Regions from separate parts of the Homo sapiens genome. Here region 1 is linked to region 2. A link is a contact called in ENCODE Hi-C data. All regions are on one chromosome and are shown on one strand. The core of a region is the stretch at or near the end of the contact, and the rest is flanking DNA. Distances in the headings are between cores, read along the strand shown. Region 1 overlaps SLC24A3 (solute carrier family 24 member 3). Region 2 overlaps BFSP1 (beaded filament structural protein 1).

Evidence for each region. A loop is a pair of places that touch in the nucleus more often than their neighbours do. Pooled maps may share reads with other maps.
Region 1: a loop to region 2 is called in a map of mammary epithelial cell, with 25 times the contacts of the local background. The contact joins two enhancer-like sites. A Hi-C loop is called at or near these places in 4 of 168 maps with a recorded cell type or tissue (chondrocyte, mammary epithelial cell and naive thymus-derived CD4-positive, alpha-beta T cell) and 7 of 50 pooled maps.

The regions. Positions count from the first base shown.
Region 1 is chr20:19,659,044-19,665,379 of GRCh38, forward strand. All of the region lies in intron 7 of SLC24A3 (solute carrier family 24 member 3), which reads left to right. Among named protein-coding and RNA genes, the nearest start is that of RIN2, 96 kb to the right of the region's middle. Within about 2 kb of position 2,833, at least 4 of the 41 ENCODE cell types and tissues checked have a DNase peak (open chromatin) inside an H3K27ac peak, as active enhancers do.
Region 2 is chr20:17,504,246-17,509,964 of GRCh38, forward strand. BFSP1 (beaded filament structural protein 1) reads right to left here. Exons shown (of 8, transcript NM_001195.5): 5 at 4,644-4,751. Among named protein-coding and RNA genes, the nearest start is that of BFSP1, 24 kb to the right of the region's middle. RefSeq lists an enhancer at 267-790. Within about 2 kb of position 1,251, at least 19 of the 41 ENCODE cell types and tissues checked have a DNase peak (open chromatin) inside an H3K27ac peak, as active enhancers do.

The sequences.
Region 1 (6,336 bases), core at 1,583-4,082, 2.2 Mb after region 2:
CCTTTCGTCTCTGCTGGAGGACGGGGACTGTGAACATGGAGAGGAGGGCAGCCCTCAGGGGAAGCAGATAGGCCTATGGGACAGGTCCCAGGTAACGTGGGCCAGCTTGAAACTCCAAATTCACAAGTGCTGTCTGTCTGCTGATGGGTCAGGTGAGCCCTTGGCAGCAGTTTGGGGGTCTTCAGGGCAACCTGAACACTGGCACAGCAGCGAGGTTCCTTTACACCAACACGTCTCCTTCCTTCCCTGGGACATTCATTGTCATGGCACCGAGTGAATGGAACCCAGGGGGATATGAGAGAGTTCAGCTGATTCACCTGCCACAGGTGCCCAGCACTTCTAGCAGAATTTACATGGTGATAGAAATGGCCTACAATCTTGTGCTGTCCAATGTGGTAGCCACTAGTCACACGTGGCTACTGACAGGCAACTAGTGGGACCAAGGAACTACACTTCTTATCTTATTAATTTTAATTTTTAACAAGCATGGACTTGATCCTCAGCAGGGGACTGTGTTGGGTCTACTGATAATTACTTTTTAGTTTAATACTCGTGACTATGCAAGCAAGCTATTTTGTGAGTCCCACGTTAGAGATGGCATCACCAGGGCTCTGGTGGTTAAATGATTCACCCAAGGTCAGGGACCGGTAATACCTCGAGTTTGCCAGAGCAGGTGTCTGACATGGTGCAGCTCTACTGCCCCAATATAGAATTTGGACTTTCCCTCCAATAAAATCCTCCTCTTACAGTCTTTAAAATCATCCTACCCCACCGCCCACTCCCCCTGTTAGAGACGAGGGTTACCTTCACTTACTTTGTGGTCTAGTTTTTAGGCAGAAGGGAACAGCTCCAGCCACCCCCTGCTAGAATTTTTTCATTAAAATAACTAATCTGAAATAATCTGGAAATGATTGTATCTTGCCCTTTCTGTGATAGAGAAGAAATCTCAGAGGTCATGTGGAAGTCTGTCCATCACCGGCAGCTGGCTGACCTCCAAGGCCCTGCCCCTCTGACCCATCACCCTCCCCTCCTGCACCCATTTTTCATGGGAATTAACCTCTTCTCTCTCCAATTTAGAAACTTGGGGTTCTTATTTTTTTATTTCAATGGCTTTTGAGGTACGTGTGGTTTTTGGTTACATGGATGAATTATATAGTGGTGAAGTCTGAAATTTTAGCATTCCCTTCACCGGAGTAGTGTACATTATACCCAATATGTAGTTTTTGTATCCCTTGCCCCTCCTCCCACCCCCCCACCTTCTAAGTCTCCAAAGTCCATGCCACCACGCTGTATGCCTTTGCATACACATAGCTTAGCTCCCACTTATAAGTGAGAACATACGGTATTTGATTTTCCATTCCTGGGTTACTTCACTTAGAATAATGGCCTCCAGGTCCATCCAAGTTGCTGCAAAAGATATTGTTTCGTTTCTTTTCGTGGCTCAGTAGTATTCCATGGTGTATATAAACCATATTTTCCTTATCCACTCGTTAGCTGATGAATACTCAGGTTAGTTTCATATCTTTGCAACTGTGAATTGTGCTGTGATAAACATACTCACGCAGGTGTCTTTTTGATAGAATGATTTCTTTTCTTCGGGGTAGATACCCAGTAGTGGGATTGCTGGATTGAAGGGTAGATCTACTTTCAGTTCTTTAAGACATTCTCATACTGGAAAACTTGAGGTCCTTCAGCTCGTTGTGCCCTCATTACATTTCAGCCCTCAGGTCTTTCAGCTCATTTTGCCCTCATTACATTTCAGCTCTCTTTCTGGCAAAGTCGGAATAACTATGGTAGCAAGAAGATCCTCACCGAGAATGACTTTGACAGAATTTTAAGATCCTTAAACAAATCGACTATGGTCTTACAAAGGTCGCCTGTTTTGTAATCCCTGCTGTCAACAGGAGGAAGGAAAGTCCTGCTTTAATGACACTGGGTAAACTAGGAGGCCGGTTACACTCTCATTTGCTGCTTGGACAGGGAAGTGCATCCGCTGGCCTGGAGACCCCAGAGAGGAGCCTTTCATCTCTAACAAGGAAAACAACGTGGAAACTGTAGCTATGTGCTTGATTTTGGTTTTCCCTGCCCAGCAAACATAGTCCTTTCAGTTTAACAACCCCCATCTCCTATATCCTCAGTACTTGCCCTTTTTTCTTTCCTGTAGCCTGCCTTCATATATTTATACAACATGATCAGCTCGGCTAAAGCCCTGCCCGTAGGTCATTTTTTCCCTGCCCTTCTGCAACCACAACCTTCATCAATCAAGCCTATAAGACATCCTGAAGTAGGAATTTCTGCTTAACTTTGAAATATAAGTGATACTGGTGCCTAACAGCCAGCTTCCCAGTGTATTCCACTGGATCCCTCTCCTCAGATGAAATCACCATGGCCTTAGCTAAGCCGTCTGCACCCCCACCCAAGAGCTGAAGAAGTGAGAACTACACCCACTCAAGGGAGTTCCCGTGATATTGAGTGGGAAAAGTCTACGGGGGGCTGTTTTCTTTGCAGCAAGGAAGGAAAGAGTTTCAGGTTTCAGTCTCTTGAAAGAAAACGATGATGTTGATTTTCTCCCATTATTTTCACTGCTTAAAATTCTCATGGTGCCAGTGATTACAATACATGCTATGAAGTCTTAGCTTCAGCAATGCAGCCTCTCCTGCTTCATGGTGACAATTTACAGTAAGCAAACCCAGGGGCTGACATGGCGATGTTGAGACAGCCACCTGCCTCCCAGCTCAGCCAGCCTCTTCTCTCCCGCGTATACTAGGGGCTCCTGGCTCTTCCTCCCCTGCTCCTCCATGTTGAGCACTCCATTCCCTTGGCAGCTCTCTGGGTTGTTCTGATATCCAGGGATTCGCCGGCCTGATGTAAGCCCGTCTTGCTTGGAAGAATTCTGGAGCAGACACCAGGAATGAAAAGCCGGTTTCCATGGTACCCAGCCGTTTCTCTGAAGCCTGGAGGAAATGAGTGCTTTTTTCAAATTCATTCCTGTTGAACATTTAGCTCAGCAGCAGAACACGTGGAAACCTCAGGGCGAAGCCAAGGGTATCTTTGGATGAACCACATGTGGGTCAGAGGGCAGAGGCCCCCTGACCAGCTGGTGCTCAGCAGATCTGAGATCCAGCTATCAGTATCACCCTTGGTGGTCTCTGGGCTATCGCAGAGCCTGGCCCCCAAACAGAACCAACAGGGCACAGAGAGAAGAACGCTTACCCAAGGGTTGCTTTCACAAATCTGATGGGGAAGAAGCTGAGTCAGTTCCAAAGCCCACAACAGGAGGTCCGTCAAGTGCAACTCATCGTTGAGGACAGAGTGTTGACCCCAGGACAGAGCACCAGGCAGGACCTGCCCCTGGAACACCACCTTGCCTCAAGACAGCAGCGGCTAAAGCCGCCTTCAGTAGGCTGCCTGCCTTGAGGTGATTCCCTTCCTTCCAGGAGATTTAATAGAACTGCGAAAATGGACTTGAACTGACTTCATTTCAACTTCACTACCTTGGCAGGCTGGACATGGAGGGAGGACTGGAACGTGAGCACCACTTAGTGGTCATTTGCAGGAACTGCGGGTGCAACTTGTTCTAGTCTAGAAAGAAATGATTTCAAGTTTTCTTCTACACTAGTAATACTTATCTAAGGGATGGGGGATGTTGCTTTGATTTCTTTTACTCTCAGCTAGTAGAGCATAAACTACAGAGGGATACGCAACACGTGTCTTAAATGTATTGAATAACATGAAATCTTTAAGGAATAACAAATTCATTTCCTAACCTTCAGCAAACTCAAGTGAAAGGAACCTCATCCTTGCCGTTTGTAGAGTTTTCTGAGGGAGCGATTCAAATGCTCCATCAAGATGGTCCAGCAAGGTACCCTCCCGATGGAACGTTCTGCAAACAGCGCCAGTCCTAATTTCCAGTCTTCGGAAGAGGCGATGACCAGCTGCTTGTTCTCCAAATAACAGCACTGAATGTTCACAGGCAGTTGATAGCTCATCTCCACCTTCTTTCTCATGATGAGGAAGCCCTGCTTCTGTTTAGAGTTTTTTTAGAGACAGGGTCTTGCTGTCTCCCCAAGGCTGGAATGCAGTGGCCAGATCATAGCTCACTGCAGCCTCAAACTCATGGCTCAAGTGATTCTCCCACCTTGATCTCCCAAGGTGCTAGGATTGCAGGCATGAGCCACTGTGCCAAGCCAATTTAGATTTTCTCAGAGTCCTGATTTCTAGTCCCTTTTGTTCATTTCATTGTTCTTTTCTGAGTCCTCTCATTCCTCCACACAGTCCTCTCAAAGGAGAAGGATAAACCCGAATGATATTTGCCATCAGCCACAGGGTAGAGAAGCCCTGACTTTGTGGAGGCCTCCTCCTCCACCTCCTCCTCCTCCTCCTCCTCCTCCGCCTTCTCATCCTCCTCCACTTCCTCCTCCTCCTCCTCCTCCGCCTTCTCATCCTCCTCCTCTTCATCTACCCTTATGCATTCTGAGTGATGGGGCATCTTCACACAAGGCAGAGATCAAAGGGGAAACTATATCAGTTATTTGCATGTTTCCGGATCTCCTCCATTAGTTAGTACTTGTAGTGAGATCACCTGCATTTCTCTTTCCCTGTCTGCCTCCCTGAACCATATCCCCAACCACAGCTCCCCAAGCCACAACCATCCTCTTGACTCCAGGGTCATGAAGCTCTGGACCTAATTGCATATTTTGTCCAATCTCACCCGGATTTGCCCACTGTTTCTCTGATTATTGTGCTCCTGTTTGGGGTCCCTCCTAAAATTAAGCCCAATCTCATTTTTTCTTTGCTATGATCATTGAAATGATCAGTAGCTAAAGTCCTATGAATCTCAGGGCTGACTGCTAGCAGACAGGAAGAGTACTTTCTTCCAGGGTGAGCGATCTCCAAGCTTTTCCTTTGCAGAATCTGTGCCCCACCTATGGGGAGGATCACTCAGAATAAGGGCTTTCTAAAAGCTGCTTTCATATTCTATGTTATTGCCTGCCTTCCCTGATAGAAGAAAATTAAATTGGCCTGGTCTAATAAACTCTTTCTCAATATCTTCTGTTCTCTTAAGTGGCTACAAATTGATTGTTCCAGCCTGCTGCAAGGACTAATATTGAATTAACTTCAATTAATAGAAAATGTTTTCTATCTTAAATAATTTGATCTGCTCCATGATTTTTTGGCAACAATCTTTTTTCAAAAAAGAAAGTTGGGGGGGTTATACAAAAGAGCTGTCAATGCCTTCTAGGGGTTGGGTACCATGCCATTCAACCTGGATTATGAGATTGTTGCCTTTATTTCTTTAATTCTCTGCCCATTCTAGTTTGACATTGTCATCCCAATGTCAACTTGTTGAATCTGATAATAAAGATGAAAGTAACAAAAATGATGAAGCCCACATTTCCAATGGCTTGTTGGGAAGAATGAGTTACAAATGAGCACAGCTCCTTCCTCCTCATCCTCATTTTGACCTTCAAGATAATTGGAAAGAGTTGCTTTATGCGCTTTGTGACTGGTGCCCTGAGGTGTTCTCTACGTCTCTACCCAGCTCATGGTTACTGCCCTGGCTGGAGGCTGATGCCATGCCCGCTTTGTTAACTGAGTTTCCCATCTCCAAGTTGTGATGGCAGTTGACACCCAGAGTGTCCTGCAAGTGTCTGCTTCAGTCTGCAGAGGGCTGCTGCCTCTAAAGGAAAGGCCGCTCTGAGACGACCATACTCAAAGCAGTTGTCCTTCAGGAGTTTGAGAAGAAAGAGCTATGAACCATGTCCTCGGCTTCCTACTTCTATGAAATATAGGTGTACTCATTTGGTTTCGGCAACATGTCATCAGCCATGTGTGTCATGAAAAGGACACCAAATTCGGAGCTGGGGCTGAGTTCTCGAGCCAATTCTGCAGCAAATGGAGCAAGCCTAGGAAAATTACTTATGTTCTCTGTGACTCAGTTTCCCTGTATAATCAAAGGATTACACTAGGCTTCCCCCCATGCCCCCACAAGGTGGGAAATGATTTTAGATGGTATATAGACCAGGACTTCAGTAGATTAAATCCTGCCGTGTATTCTCTCTGTATTCTCTTTCAAGTCCTAACTGATGAGTAAACCTCAGTGGGGTGCTAGTGTGCCTTTGACTGCTTCTGACCCCTAATAATCTTCCTTAGTGAAAGGGCAGGACCATGCCCAGGGCTTGGGCGCCAACAGTGTCCAGATGGGATTTGCAAACACCATTTGTTGTTAATGCACTTATTTTTCGGGGTGATGGCAAGGAGTGTTGATCCCCTACTTCTGGTTGTGATGTGAAGTTTCCTTTGAAAATAAATTATTTTAAGGAAACAAAAAAAAAT
Region 2 (5,719 bases), core at 1-2,500:
GTCCAGTGAAGTGATGACTTGGTTTATAAAAGTGGACTGATGTCTATACCGATGTGGTTTTTACAGCTCCATAATTTAAACCTTTCATCAGAAGGAAGAGTGTTCAGGAAAACCAGTAAGAGCTCCTGTCTCAGGAGCTCAACAGGAATGGAGATGCCTGTGACGAGAGCCACTGTGGCACGGCGTCCACTGCCACCCAGCACCAGCCTGGCCGAGGAGAATGAGACACGGACCCTCCTCTAGAAGGCCGCAGTCCAGCAGGGGAGGCACGCCCAGGGCATCTCAGAGGAAGAAAGGGGCTTCCAGGAGGAGGCAGGACCGGTCCTGGGAACCGAGGAAGGAAAGGGACTTCCAGAAAGGAGAGAAGGAATGAGCAAAGGGGAGGTCCCAGAAACTGCAGGAGGGGTCAGGAGACGAAGAGAAGAGAGGTTGGCCCAGGGTTCCTCCAACGGTGGGGCCATGTGGCAACCTGAACTTTATCCGGAGCCAGGTGACTGCTGTTTCTGCCTGGACCGTTAGATTGCCTGGTTTATATCTGTCTCCCCACTGGGCTGTGAGCCGCTGAGGGCACGACACAGGCAGGAGCCTGACGCGAGCCCCATCTGGAGGGGTGAGCTCTCACCTCAGTCCTTAGGACCCCAGACACCTTTAGGTGTAAGGTTTTTTTTTTGTTTTTGTTTTTGTTTTTGTTTTGTCTTAAAAAAAAAAAAAAGGAAACTCATTACATACTGTCTTACACAAACTAAACCACTAGATGGTGCTAAGTGACTTTAATGAGAAATGAGACATGGGCGGTTCCCACTTTGCAATTTTAAAAAGTGACTTTCTTTACTTCCCTGTCACAGAAACTCTCAGTCCATGCAATTTAGGGAACTAGAATTACCTGTCCTTTCCTCTCCACCTGTCCGAAGTGCTTCCTCCGGGGCTCTTACGGGTATATGTGCACTTATTTGAAGGAGAGGCTTCCAGCTTCCAGCTCCAAGCCCAGGCACTATTCTCCCATCGTCCGCCCAGCGTCTCCCAGACTGAGCCCGCAGAGCCACGTGGAGGGCTTAAACAAGGCGCACCGGCCCGCCCCAGAGCTCCTGGGTCAGTGGTCTGGGGTGCCTGTGAATCTGCATTTCTGACAAGTTCCCAGGTGGTGCCCCCGCTGCTGGGACGGGGACCTCACCCTGACGACCCCTGCTGTGGAGAGTTCGGGAAGCTTCGGACGCCCTAACCATAGGCGGAACCCGCTGCCACGGCCCTGGTGCTAGCAGACGCTCTCTCTCGGCCCGCCCTCCACCGAGTTCCGGCCACAGAGCGGGCCCTGCCCGGCGGTGTGCGGCCACATCTTCCTTCAGCTCTAGCTTAGCTGCTACATTGGGAAGCCACTAAAACCTTTAAAACCAGCAAAAACCCAGCCACAAACATTTGAAATGAGGCCCAAGCCTGGGACACAGGGGGACCAGGTGGAACATTCGCCCACTCCCTGGGACCCGCCCTTACCCTGTGGTTCTCAGTGTGGCTCCTGGACCAGCCGCAGCACCATCACAGGGACACCTAGACATGCAGCATCCCGGGCCACACCCCAGACCCACTGAGTCAGGAGCTCCCGGGCGCACCCAGCCACGTCTGGGTTTTCATCAGAGCTAAGGAGGCAGAATTTTGGCCCCCGTGACCTTTTCCCCTTGGTGCTACACCCTTGAATATGTTACATGGCAAAAAGGGACTTTGCAGATATAATTAAAGTTCTTAATCAGTTACCCTTTTTTAAGGAAAGGAGTTTATTCAAGATTATCCCCTAAAAACAGAAGTCAGAGAAACGTGTAAGTCCAAGTCATTGAGATGAGACGCAGGAAGAGGGTTCAGAGTTCGCTGCCGGCTCCGAACGTGGAGGGGCCTGAAGCCAAGGAGCCTGGGCAGCCCTGACAGCCACTCCTGGCCAGCAGCCGGCAAAGAAACAGGGTCCTCACTCCTGCCAAGAACTTGAATGAGACTGGAAGCAAATTCTCCCCTAACAGCCTCTGGACAAGGGCCCAGGCTGGCCAACATCTTTCTTTCTACCTTTTGAGACCCAGAGCAGAGAAACCGATAGGACCCACCCAGACTTCCCACCTACACAACTGCGATGACACGGGTGCTGGTGGTGACTCATCAAGGCAGCAACAGAAAATGGACACAGCCGTGTTTCATCAGCTACATGCTATAGCTTGTTACTGAGTGAGTATAAGCACATCTGTCATTTTATTTAAAATGATTCAGTAATATTTTGATAACTGTTTTAATATAATTAGTTTCTTTTTTTTTTTTTTTGGAAACGGGGTCTCATTCTGTTGCCCAGGCTGGAGTGCAGTGGCTCAGTCTCAGCTCACTGCAGCCTCAACCTCTCCAGGCTCAGGCAGTCCTCCCATGTCAGCTTCCTAAGTAGCTGGAACCACAGGCACGCACCACCACGCCCAGCTAATTTTTGTATTTTTTGTAGAGGTGGGGTTTCGTCATGTGGCCCAGGCTGGTCTCAAATTCCTGGACTCGAGCAGTCCACTCACCTTGCCCTCCCAAAGTGCTGGCATTACAGGCGTGAGCCACCACACCCAGCCTGGTTTCCTTTAAATTATCTGTATTTTATTTTATGCCTTTACCATCATTTTTCTGAGAAGCGGTCTCCATCAGAATGCCACGGGTGGGAGTGGAGGAGGCAGCACAGAAGAGATGTTTGAGACCCTGCTTTAGAGACGAGGGCAGCAGGGAAAAGCCAGGAAGTCCTCCTGCAGCCACTCAGGACAGAAACAGGCGGCCAACCAGCGGTTTCATTTCATGTTCTCAGAAACCAGGTTAATCTGTTGTGAAATTTCTTATTTTGATATTCAACAAATACCTGTACATAAAGAGAGGAACATTCTTTTTGTCCTGGAACTGGAATTTGCCATCTAGGCTGGGCTCCTTCATCTTTCTCAGTATCTCTAGGGCAGTGGTTTTCAACTTTATCACCACCGCCCCAGGAAAAACCACATTTCTCATTGCGAGCCATACACATCAGATAGGTAGGTGTGTGTGTGTGTGTGTGTGTGTGTGTGTGTGTATTTCAACATATCCATATGGATATAGAGAGATAAAACAAGGGCTTCACAAAACAAATCCTCCCTTTCACTTGCTGTACACTCTGTTTTTCTTATTATATTTTAGTCTAGCATTTTGTTGACTTCCTTTTACATGCCAGTCAATTCTACTGAGTTCATTTTACATCCAAAAATGAGTTGTCACTAGCCATTTGGAAAACACTGGTCTCTAGGACCACGACTGGGCTTGTATCCACGTCCCTATTCACATACACAGCACACACACATACACATGACACACACACACCACACACACTTCACATACACATCCCACATATATCACACATACCATGTATATCACACACACACACCCCATGTACACAAACACATACAACCCTTATTCTATCCTGTCAGAGCCTCAGAAGAAACCACACAGGCCCCAGTCACCAGGATGAGGCACATGGTCCCTGAGCCAGGGTTTGTCTCACAAGAAGGAGGAGTTTTAAGTGCCTTACTTGGTTCCTCCTGCTGCGATCGTCAGTTCAGGGGACCACCACAGACCCGGGTTTGCTTTCCAGCAGCCCCTGAGAGCTGCTGCACTGTGAGTTTTGTGTGGTGCGTGCTGGGATGGGAATTAGGATGTGAACTCCAAGGTCCCAAAATGAAATCCTGAGCAGACATGGGGGCACTGGAAATCAATAAAAAGCGCTACATCTAGTTGTGGCTTCACATTTTTAGACAGAGTAACACATAACATCCAAATGGTCCAGGCTTTCTGAAGTGTCCGATTTTTACACGTTTTGCTCTCTTGTCCCCATGTGTACTTGTCAAACCAAATGTCAACTTACTTTTTGGTTTGGGAAATGTGGTTAGAGAGCCATACAAAGGTGCAGTATTTTAACCCAAGCGTCCCTGTGGAATGACCTGCTGTAGGGTAATGAGAAAGAGAGAGAACCGGAAGGAACAAAGAAGATGAGCCGGCAAGTAGCCAAGAAGGCACAGGCCACAGGACAGTTTGGGGCTTTTCTGTTTTGTTTTCAAATTAAGCTTCACCCAAAAGGGGTGGGGGTAGAAATGTGAGCTTTCCACCAACACGTTTCTAACTAGAAGCAAACACTGATACAACCACTCTTGCCGGGTTGTAATCAAATTCCGAAGGAGAACTGTTACCATGAGAAGGAAAACAGAAGCACAGATTTGAACAAGTGGAGGATAAAAATCCCTATGGTGTCCGTTTCTTCTTATTCTTACGAAGCTTGACCTGGGCAAAATGAATGCATGATGTAGACACTGGGGCAGCCTAAGCCTAAGACTCGGTGGGGAGGGCATGACTCGAAGGAGTCCCAAGGGGCACCTCTGAGGGGCCAGGAATGAGCGTGGCACCTGTGTCCCCCAGCTCAGGACTCTCCCTGTGTCCTGGAAAACTCCTCAGTCCAGGCCAGAGCAGAGCGCTTGGCCACCCACTCAGAAAACCCCGTTTCTGCCAGGAACATAGGATATGTTCAGCGTGTGACAGCTCCTCAAGCTGCATGCGTGTGCCTGCGCGTAACACCTCCATGAAACATGTGGGAAGCCCCAATGCACACGCGGCAGACTCGAGCGTACCTGTGCCTGCAGCTCCACTCTCTGCGCCTGCAGGTGGGAGAGCACCTCCCGGCCCTCCTCCAGCTGACTCCGCAGGGCGGCCACCTCCCGCTCCGTCAGGAGCTTCTCCTGCACAGAGAAGGCCAGAGTCAGACTCATGGGACATGCAGAGAGGAAAAGGGCAGAGAAGGTGCGGGGCCCTGGTATGGACGGAATATCCGTGTCCCCCTGAATTCTGTGTTGAAGCCCTAACTAACTCCCAAGATGAAGGTTTTAGGAGACCTTTGGAAGGTGTTAGGGTTAGATGAGGTCATGAGGATGGGGGGCCCCATCATGTGATTAGGGTCTTTGTAAGAACAAGAAGAGACACCAGAGCCCCCACCCCCACCCCCTGTCTGTCTGTCACGTGAGACACAGCAAGAAGGCAGCCGTCTTCAAGCCAGAAAGAGAGCCCTCACCAGACACCAATTCTGCTGGCATCTTGATCTTGGACTTCCAGCACCCAGGACAGTGAGAAGTAAATGTCTGCCTGTCGGCCCTCCCATCTGTAGTGTCCTGTTATAGTAGCCTGAGAAGACTAAGCCAGGCCCACAGCACAGCCATCAATGCCTTTTGCTTTGTCTTCAAAGTCTGAACCTCCTTGGGAGTGTGACATGCCGGGACCAAGTACCAGGAGACCAGAGCTTAGACCTGGCTGTGCCATGAACCTACTAAGAGACTCTAGAAAAGGATTTGACTCTCAAAGCCTCTGTTTTCCCTTCTGTGAAAGGGAAAACCTGGAATGCACACTCTCGAAGAAAATGAAGGCTGGTTGGAGCCGCGAGCCATACGCTGTGCTCGGATGTCAGCGCAGCACAAAGCAGGAGCCATCAGCCCCAGTGGGTGAAAGGGAAGTGACGCTCCAGGGAATGGCTAGAAGGAAATCCTCTGACCTCTCCACACTCTGCCAAGCAGGTCCCTCTCTCCTGACCTGCCTTTCCACGTCTATTCAAAAATATTCAAATTGTTTCACAAAGGCCTGACTGCTCAAGAGCCATGCATTCTGACACAGAGCACATTGACTCGAAGCCATGCAAAATCAAACACCAAGTCTACAA